Linked DNA regions of Homo sapiens: region 2 is linked to region 1. Evidence: chromatin contacts called from ENCODE Hi-C or POLR2A ChIA-PET data. All regions are on one chromosome and are shown on one strand. Each heading gives the region's core, a stretch centred on a gene start or an enhancer-like site at or near the end of the contact. The rest is flanking DNA. Distances are from core to core; before and after follow the strand shown. Region 1 has its middle 30 kb from the start of TRC-GCA2-1. Region 2 has its middle 32 kb from the start of LINC01091.

Region 1 (5,335 bases), core at 1,029-3,528:
GGCAGCCAAGGCTCCACCACTGATGAGTTATGCCCAAGTTATTCACTTTCTTCCATCTCCATTATGCTCAAGCAGAGCCCATTTCAGCCCCAACAGGCAACATGAGAACAAGGAAAGGAATCTAACATTTAGTGAGAGAGGCAGGTTGGTGTTCCTAAATGTGGTATAGTATATGAAGCATCAGAGTTACATTATATGACCCAACTCCAAATGAGAAGACTCTGTCTGGGGGACATAAGTCTCAGTTTCCTCTTCTGTTGTAATTAATGCCAACTCTTGCACTTGTGGTGGATATTGAGATAACGTACATAAAGCACCAAGCACAGTGGCTGGCACATGGAGATAACAACTATAATAGCTGGGTGCGGTGGCTTATGCCTGTAATCTCAGTACTTTGGGAGGCCAAAGTGTGAGGATCACTTGAGTCCAGGTGTTCAAGACCAGCCTGGGCAACAAAGTGAGACGCTGTCTCTGTAAAAAATAAAAAATGGGCTGGGCACAGTGGCTCACGCCTGTAATCCCAGCACTTTGGGAGGCTGAGGCGGGTGGATCACCTGAGGTCAGGAGTTTGAGACCAGCCTGGCCAACATGGCGAAACCCCGTCTCTACTAAAAATACAAAAAATTAGCCAGGCGTGGTGGCAGGCGCCTGTAATCCCAGCTACTTCAAAGACTGAGGCAAGAGAATCACTTAAACCTGGGAGGCAGAGGTTGCAGTGAGCAGAGATTGAGCCATTGTACTCCAGCCTGGGCAACAAGAGCAAGACACCATCTCAAAAATAAATAAATAAATAAATAAATAATAAAATAATTAAAAAATAAAAAATAAATTAGCTGGGCGTGGTGGCACACGCCTTTAGTCCCAACTACTTGGGAGGCTGAGGCAGGTGGATTGCTTAAGCTGGGGAGATCAAGACTGCAATGAGCCATATTTGTACCACTGCATTCCAGCCTGGGCAACAGAGCAAGACCCTGTCCCCGAAAGCAAAACAAACAAACACAAAAACCAACCACAATAATAGACACTAGCATGATTAAGCAATAAATGCTTTTTGCAGGAAAGTAGACTTGCTATGCCACTTACTAGCTGTGACTTAGACCAAACCCCTTCACCTCTCTGAGCCCTTGTGGTGGCCTCTTCTGTCAGCTGAATCTAATAACACTTGTGCTGTTTACTCATGGGCTATTGCGCAAGTCAAATGAGAAGACCTATGTGAAGGTGCACTGTAAGTTGCAAACCCCTAAATGAAAAAGATCCTGTGTAAGTCATTCCCTTACCAACCAAGCTTGCTTTGGTCGATTGGAAATTTTACAGGGCCACAGGATAAAATGTATTAGGAAGAACTGGTGTACAATCGTGATTATCGATTAACTTGTATTCAATCGTAATGCCTTAAACCAACTCATTTTGAAAACCTCTAAATACAAATAAATCAAGGCAAAACCAATCAGCATTTTTGTCAAAAAGAAAAAAAAAGATTGGCAGGAAACAAAAGCTATACCAAATATAAGAAGTTGCACATGCCTTCTTAATCTCCTACTGGGAGCAGGAAGTGAGTGAATGAAGGTTCATACTCCTGAGCACCCAGTTTCCCCAGCTATATGCACATCATAATATCCCTCAAAACTCCATTAGCTACTCCTCTGTTACAATTCCAGAATCACACAGCAGTTCCTATGCTCCTATATAGTAATTCAAAAATACAGACCTTTGGTCATTTCTCAGCCTTTTGGCTAAGATCAAGTGCAAAAATATACACATTTTACACACACACACACACAATTTAAGAACACATTGTAGAAATCGATCACAGCTATTACTCCTTTTTTTTTTTTTTTTGTTAACAATTCAATAGAATTACAAGAGGAAGAAGGAATGTCATTATGAACCTGGGTGTCTGAGAGGGCCAGAGAAGGACTGAGGGCAAACAGAAAGCTATGCTATCAGGAGGAATTTACACAGGTAGTCAGGTTTCTGAGTATGCAGAGGAAAGAAGTTTCAGTTGGATCACATTCAACAGGACATGAGCCCGGAAGGACTGCTTTAGTCTTATGATGTAAAAAGAAGTTATATAAGTTGAACAAATGCTCCTCTCTTTCAGGAATGTCTTACACAAGTTGCACAAACTGTCAGAAGCCTCAGGGAAATAGCCAGTGGTAAAAATGTTTGTCCAGCACTCAGCTGACAGGCACGCATTGCAAAAGTGTCCCTGGTATTTATTACCCTTGCCCTGCCCCCAACATATGCACACCACAGTACAGCAACGGGGCTGCAAGCGAACCACATCAAAGTGGAGCCTCACTCCCCTTTTGCCCTTCTGAGTTCCAGCCAGCCGATCAGGCCTGCTGTGCGGAGGTGAGCCTTTGAGAGGTCTTCCTCGTTCCTCCCTAGGCTAGACCTGTTCTAAACACAAACAGAGGGCTCCATCTCCACCACGGTTCATCTGATAAAAGTCACATTGTTCAAAGCCACACTCAGAAAAGCATTATAAATTGTACTACAGGAATAGCTCCTCATCAGCAGAAAGATAGCTTAAATAACCTAATAATTCCTATCTCTAATGCTGTGATTCTTTAGAACTGTTCAAGGGAAGAAATTCCCATTGGGCTGAAAAGATGGAAGGCATGGAGAAAAAAATAATAAAACATCTTTTCAAATCATTGGACCTTGTATATTTGCCCCCACCCTAAAAATTGGATCTTCGTTTACAGAAAATGACTATGGAGCATGCCACAAGTGAAATCCAAATTACCCTTTCCAGCTTGCTTTGGTGTGATAAAACGCATTCCAATTTTTTGTGTTGTAAAAGTCCAGAAAGATTACCACATTTCCCTCACAAGTGTCATCCAGGATATATTTGCACAAGTGTTATTTAAAGGTTGAGTTGATTGGATTAATGGAGCAGGCACCTCCACCATAAATGGAGGGCTTGTTAATCTAATCCTTACCTCCTCCTTCAAAAAGGCTACTGTTTCTGTCTTGTGTGTCTGAGAGAATGGTCCACATGAAGAGAATACCAACAGTAATAACAACCTGTACCGAGCGCTCCCTATGTGCAGACGCCACTTTATGCATCCTGCATTGATCAAATCCTTTACTCCTCACAGCAGCCTCAGAGGCCGGGCTGTTGTTGGCCCCATGCTTCCTTCCTGTGCACGTCTCACAGCTGGTGACACACGGTTTTTCCCTCATGCAGTGTTCTCTCTGTGGCCTGGCATCTGTGGCCATTGTTCACAAGGACGTCAGCCACCACTTCTTCACGTCACAGGATGTAATGTCTCTGCTTCTAAACCACAAGGTTTCCCCACTTTTCTATTTTTGTAAGTCAGTACAGATGCTGCCTTTCTGGGAGTTGTTTTTCTGGGAATTTGGACCTTCTTTTTTCCTAGGCTGTACTCACATACTGTTGTCATTCATCTTCCAGCCACATCTAGTATCTAGTGCAGCTGGATGAATGAGTTTTCCAACTAGTGGCTAATTGTGCCCTAGGGCAGCATTTTATAAAAATAGGGAGTGTGTGTATGTGTGTGTGCGTGCACACACGCATGCATGCATTCTCCAAATAAAGCTACTATAGAAGCTGCTATAGTGTATAAAAACATGAGCTTTGGAATCCAACAGTTCTAGGCTATAATCTCAGCTTCATCACTGGTTTCTCGGGGCCCTGGGAAAGATGACTTAACTTCCTTGAGCCTCAGTTTTCTTATTGGTAAAATAGAATAATGGCAACACCTACCTCAAAAAAAGTTATAGACTTTAAATATAATTTTATATAATATACAGTTATTGTATTAGGCTGTTCTTGCATTGCTATAAAGAAATACCTGAGACTGGGTAATATATGAGAAAACAGGTTTAATTGACTCATGGTTCTGCAGGCTGTACAGGAAGCAGAGTGGCATGTTTCTTTCAGGGGCATCAGGAAGCTTCCAATCATGGCAGATGGCAAAGGGGGAGCAGGCACATCACATGGCGAAAGCAGGAGCAAGAAAGAGTGGGAGCAGGTGCAACATACCTTTAAATGACCAGCTGTGAGAGCTAGAGCTCACTTATCACCAAGGAGATGTCCAGACCATTCATGAGGGATCTGCTCCCATGATCTAAACACCTCCCACCAGGCCCCACCTTCAACACTGAGGATTACATCTCAACATGAGATTTGGAAGAGATATCCAAACTCTATCAGTTATCATCACTTTAAAAGTGCTAGCTACTACTATTGCTATTTCTTCAAACTTTCACTGTGTAATTATCAACATCATCATTCACTTAATAGTATTGTGTTATATGACCTGACAATTCCATACTTAGCTGGATTCTCCAGGGAACTTTCCCTTATTTGCACAAGGAGACCTTTACAGGGATGTCACTGAAGCATTGTCTATAATAGTTGTGTGCTGAAATGGGTCCCCAAAAATGTGTATGTTGAAGTCCCAGCTCCCAGTACATCAGAATGTGGCCCTACTTGGAGATAGGGCCTTTGAAAGGTAATTAAGTTAAAATGAGGTGATTGGGGTGGGCCCTAATCCAATATCAGTGGTGTCCTTATAAGAAGAGGAGATTAGGACACAGGCATAGAGGAAAGACCATGGGAAGATGCATAGAAGAGACATAGCCATCTACAAGCCAACGAGAGGCCTCAGAAGAAACCAACCCTGCCAGTATTTTGATCTCAGACATCTAGCCTCCAGAATCATAAGAAAATAAATGTCTGTTGTTTAAGCCACCTAGTCTGTGGTACTTTGTTATAGCAGTCTTAGAAAACTAATACAATTACCATTTTTAGTATCAATCTGTTGTGCATTAATTTGATTAATCATGATCATTGGTTTATGGCACATATTATCATTGGGCTGTGAATGTTCAACTTATATTTAATTATTAACTTACTTTAAAAAATGTAATAAGCATCTGTGTACCTCTCTCCCAAAGCAAAAACAGGACCTGAAAATAACTCACATGTAATCACACATTCCACCACCAACCTCACCCATCTCCTAAGTGCACATCAATTTGAAAGTAGGTAAATAAATTACTGTATATTCATATAGTGGAATTCTACACAGAAGTGAAAATAAACGAATTGAAGCCATGATTGTTAACATGCATAAACCTCAAATACATATCACCCCTGGGGAAGAGGGAAGATGAGAATAGGATTGGGGTGGATATAGAAAGAGTTTCCATTGTATTTCTAATGTTTCATTTCTTAAGCAAAATTCTGGAATGCCAATATTTATTGCAAACTTGTCCAACCCATAGCCCGTGGATCACATGCAGCCCAGGATGGCTTTGAATGCAGCCAAACACAAATTCATAAACTTTCTTAAAACAT
Region 2 (5,335 bases), core at 2,070-4,569, 140 kb before region 1:
TGGAAATGGAAATTCTTGCTTGAGAAATTCTTCCCTGAATTCCCAGTCTACATTTTAAAGCCCACTCTTACCCAACTCCTCACCATTATTTGCTCTCATGCACTCTAACTTGTGTTTCATAGCCCTTAAAACTCTCATTTTGTGGTAAATTCATTCTTTGTATAATCATATATTTAATGGCTATGTAATTTTTATGTAATGCCTCCCTTCTATGTTTATACATTCAAGATAGTAGGAGCCATATCCTTCTTGGTCACCACTTGAGCATAATGTAAATACTCAATGAAATGTTTTGAATGAGTGACTAAAGATTTGTTGAAAGGTTACTTATTGGGTACAATGTTCACTATTTGGGTGATGGGTACACTAAAAGCCCAGACTTCACCACTACACAATATACCCATGTACCAAAACTGCACTGGTACTGCTAAAATCTGTAAAAACAAAAATTAAAATTAAAAAAAAATTTAAAGATGTGCACCAAATGTTCATTACCATTCTATCAACTCCATATTATTTTTTATTTTCTGGAAGCTCTACAGAATGAAGATTGGAGATATTTCATCAGAAATCATACTGTCTGAAGCAATAAAATTAAAAAAGGAAAGCAGTCAATAAATCTCTGACCTGTAAAAAAGAAAACAGTAAATAAAATAAACTTTACCAAATAAAGAGCCACTGATTTTGCTGGACACTAAATCTAGAAAGGCAAGTTGAAAGGGTGAGAGGGAATCAGATTATGGAGAGTTAAATTTGGACTTTAATATAGTATAAACAATCAAAAGTATTTGCATAATAAAGTGACATGATAAAGTTGGAGATTATTCCAGAAGTAAAGTTCAATACTGATTCAAGGGGTAGAGCAACCGATTGGGAAACTAAATAGTCTAGGCTTTATGTAAGTAAGGCTCAGTTATTGAGATAAGAGTGGAAATGGGAAAGAAAGACTCAATTATCAGAGATCATGAAAGAGGATTGATAAGACTAGGTGCAGGAGAAGTGCTCACAATTCCTAGGGATATCAAGCCCAGGTGAAATAGGCAGAGAAGAATGGAGAGGGGCCCACCATAAAGCAGGGTCCTTCAGCTACCAACTCTTTGAGTGACCTTAAATAAATCCCTTAACCTCTTTAGCCTCACTTTCTTTATCTATAAAATGAAAAGGGTAGACCAGATGATCACCAAAATTGAGCATTCTCTGAATGTGGGTATTCATGGAAACCAGGGAGTCAGCAAGAGCCTTTGATTGGGGGAAAAAAAAAAATGTGTTTCATGCTGGATATTGTGAAATTGTGACATAATAAGAAATATATATATATATATGCCTTGTTTCTGGCTCCTGAAACAGCTCTGGAGCTCATTAAGGTGAAAGTAGCATCTTCTGTTTTTCAGAACAAGCCCCTTTTAATCACACCTGAGTTTATGTTAATAAAGTAACTTTTGGGAAGTCCATAAGGGGTGTGGGGGAAGCTGTTTGCCAGAGGAACTAACCAAGTGATTAGAGAGTTGCAACTTTCAGCCCTACCACCTGACCTCTGGGGAAGGGAGAGGAGCTGAAGGTTGTGCTGATCACCAATGGCCAATGATTTCATCAGTCATGCTTATGTAAGGAAGCCTCCATAAAACCCCTAACTGAAGGGATTCAGAGAATTTCCAGGTTGGTGAATAAGAACAAATCCCTTTGTCGAGAGGCTGATGCATCATGAGGACAGAAGCTCCTGTTCTTGGGACCCTGGCAAACCTCACCTTATGTATCTCTTCATCTCATTATTCATTTATATCCTTTAAAATATTCATTGTAATAAATCTGTAAGCATAAGTAAACTTGTCCCTGGGATCTGTGAGCTGCTGTAGTAAATTATTAAACCTAAGGAAAGGAGTATAGGAACCTCTGATTTGTAGCCAAGTCAGACAGAAGTCGTGGGTAATCTGGGGACCCACCACTTATGATTGGTGTCTGAAGTGGGAGACGGTTTTGTGGGACTGAGCTCTTAATCCGCGGCTTCCATGCTAACTTGGGGCAATTAGGATCAGAGTCAAGTTAAATTTTAGGATACCTAGTTGGTGTCCACTGAGAATTGGAGAATTGGTTAGTGTGGGGGGAAAAAAACCCACACATTTGGTGTTAGAAGTGTTGAAAGAGTATACAAGCAGAAACAGGAGTTTTTCATTTGAATCTGTTGAGTTTGAAGCAAAATGAGACATCCAGAAAGAGCTCTCCAGCAGGCAGTTGGAAATACAGGACAGCTGAGCCCAGAAGAAAAGCAGGCTGGAGACATAAATTTGAGAATCAGAGGCCTCAGGATTTAGCTGAGATGATGGGGGTGCATAGGATAGCAGAGTGAAAATGTGAAAACAGAAGCACATGTGGTCAGCTCACACCCCTTTAGTCTAGGAAATTCTTGTGGCCTTACATCTCCCTGGGGGTACAGGGGTTCATTTATGGTCCAGGACAGGGCTTCTGATCCAACGGCACACTTGCACCTTCTTTATTTCAGACTGGTGGCAAACTGTAACTGGTAAGGTGGGAATAAAGGGAGCTAAGAGCTTTTATTCCCCATTGGTTCCTTTGGCAAGTGGAGAATACCTGAAGTTGTGTTACAGAGGTCTTAGGTCTCCACTTAAAAGCCATTTACCTATTACACCCCCCGCCCCCGCCCCATCCCGTCCCAATGCCTCCCTGCCCTGGACCACTTGAGAGTTACCCAGAAGCAAAACTGACCACAACATTCATGCAATGCTGCAGTGGCCGACTTGAGAGAGACCCTGGTCCTCTGTCTTTCAATCCAATTCTCTTTGCCAGTAATCACCCCACCTATTAAAAGCATATGTGCGACACCTTTAAAATTCTCTTTGCCCTTAACTGTGAATAGTGTTTCATTGTCTGCTGCCATCCTACCAGAGAGGGAGCATTGTGTAGTCGGACAAAACTTACACCCCTGAGCAGCAGAGAGCTCAGTTTCCTCTAATGATCCCCAGGCAGGCGAACATTGCCAAGGGCATGATTGTATATGGGTTCTTCTGGAATTGCATATGGGAATACTGTTGCTATGTGACCTGAGCCAAACAATCCTAGAGTCACCTGACATCCTCCATCCAACATTTAGGAGTCATCAAACTTAATTTCCCCTTTGTGCAATAAAACACCAAGAGGAAGCTTTAATAGATTGTATTATGTAACGGTTCTATAAAAATAGCAGGCCAGCGCTGGAGCACTTCCTTCCTGGGGCCCAGTAACCTATGCTGAAAGGATACACACTGGTTGCCCAGGCAACCATGAGAGATGACACTAGGGAAAAAAAAACAGCAACAAAAGGACCATTTTTTGGCTCCGTCAAATGAGGTCTGGTTTCAAGCTTGTGATACAGTGAATACAGACGGCCTAGCACAGAGCGAGGGAACCAGTTAGTGATTCTACTCAGGCATCAGTAGCCTTGCAAAGCTCCCCCTGCTTTCATGGTTTTTTTTTTTCTCTCTCCCTTCTTAAAGAGAGGGAAAAAAAGCTTTCCCCTCGCAATTTCATTTTTTATTTAAGCAAGCAAAATCTTTTAGTGATTTTGAACTGTAGCAATCAGGAAACAATGTTTATTCTAGTCTTTCTTTCTCTTCCCAGGAGTTTGAAAAATAATTTCAGTTACTTGCAATTGTCTTTTATTTTCTCCTAGTTTGTTTGGGGTTTGGTTATGCAAGAAGAACTGGTTTAAAGGCAATAACCTTTATAAACAACAAAAATAAAAAAGTAAATCACAGATGCTCAAGCAATAATGCATTTTAAAAGTAAATAATAACCATTTATGAGATCCCTCTTCACAGCAGACATCAAAGGACTTTGTTTTAATAGATTGAAATCTTCTCTCTCCTGCTGTACTGAATTAGAACCCCTAAGTTTTATTACCAACATCATCATCATTATTATTGCCTTGCAAAATGGACTGCCATTTTAATTTCAGAAAATTGGTTTTCCCAATATACTGAGAATAGTGGCAGAAGGTTTTTAAATTCCTGACATGTGCCTAAACATTTTTCCTCTCACAGGGAGGAAAAAGACCCTCAGGGATTTACAAACATGATTTGGAACCTCAGAAAAATAAAATCAAGGATGAATCAAATGAGATTAAGTTCCAGATCTCTAATATAAAGCAACATCAATAGTTCTTTCAAAGCGATTCTTGAAATCAGTGCTCATAAATATGTAATGCACTTTTTATCTAAAAGACCTGTTTAAATCCTCATATAGTAAATTATTTATTTCAAGATTAGGTACTCAGCACAATGCAGACACCCTCTGATCAAGTGGGAATAAAATCTGTGAAAGCAAATGGTAAGGCATTATGCAAATGTAAACTGCTGTGATTATGATTATCCTGTGAATGGGTAGGTTTGAAGGAAGAAAGCCAAAAAAAAAGAATCAATTATGTATTCTTCAGAAAAAAAAAAAAAAATCTATCCTGTCGCTTCAGGCCCTGAGCCTGCCTCTTGTGCCTCTCACAAGTGAATTTAAACCCTCACAGCATCTTTTAATCATTTGCTTGCTGGCAATTAACTAATATTAAGACATAGACCAAAGGGAAATGGAGATTAAGAAATTATTCATTTATTTTTATCAATGTATGTTGCCAAATTGGAGGTTCTGGTCTATGAAAGATCCCATTTAAGGCAAAACTCCAGTCCTTCCCCATAAAATTGGTCTGATCATCTATTTACCAAATCTGGGGTCTCCTCAAGACAGATTTAGAGATAAATTAATCCATAAATATCAAATGCTGTGTGAAACACCAAACACCCTTTATTATCAAAGTTGCAAACACAGGCTTGGGACCCTGTGTCTTTGGAGAGAATATATGCAGAACATATGTGCCCTAAAGTTACGGGGCCTTATTTTCCTTTTGTGCAAAAGGTTTTGAAATACACAGGACTAAGTTACAGATAGTTGGGTTTTATCCAGATCTTTATTTTGACTCTAAAAAAGGACTGAAGAAGTCTTTGATAAAACCAACTAGAGATAGCATCAAATAGTAGCTCAACTCGAAGGGAGAAGCCTGACTTCGAAGAAATAGAATGTTATCTTGCGTGGTCGGCAATGTATCTTTCTGATCTGTGATTTTAACTTACTGATGCTTAAGTACATGGCACAAAATAAAGTATACAAGAGTTACGAAGCATGATATGTGCCATTTAATGGAAAAAATACTAAATAAAATTAAGCTTGGGTAAATATTTCCCAGGCTGAAAGTTCTGATTTAGCTTCCTGCATGAACTATATCAATATGAACAATGAGATAATCATGTGGTCATTCCTTTTAGAGGTTGAAGAGTATACAGTACTTTTTATATAT

The links. A loop is a pair of places that touch in the nucleus more often than their neighbours do. ChIA-PET counts read pairs that join two places held with the same protein, here RNA polymerase II (POLR2A). Pooled maps may share reads with other maps.
Region 2: a pooled map shows a loop between it and region 1 (3-fold over the local background). The contact joins two enhancer-like sites. A Hi-C loop is called at or near these places in 1 of 168 maps with a recorded cell type or tissue (natural killer cell) and 6 of 50 pooled maps. POLR2A ChIA-PET finds 5 or more read pairs at or near these places in 1 of 52 experiments (BJ).

What each region holds. Positions count from the first base shown.
Region 1 is chr4:123,475,899-123,481,233 of GRCh38, reverse strand. No RefSeq gene overlaps it. Among named protein-coding and RNA genes, the nearest start is that of TRC-GCA2-1, 30 kb to the left of the region's middle. Within about 2 kb of position 2,278, at least 11 of the 41 ENCODE cell types and tissues checked have a DNase peak (open chromatin) inside an H3K27ac peak, as active enhancers do.
Region 2 is chr4:123,615,060-123,620,394 of GRCh38, reverse strand. No RefSeq gene overlaps it. Among named protein-coding and RNA genes, the nearest start is that of LINC01091, 32 kb to the left of the region's middle. Within about 2 kb of position 3,319, at least 15 of the 41 ENCODE cell types and tissues checked have a DNase peak (open chromatin) inside an H3K27ac peak, as active enhancers do.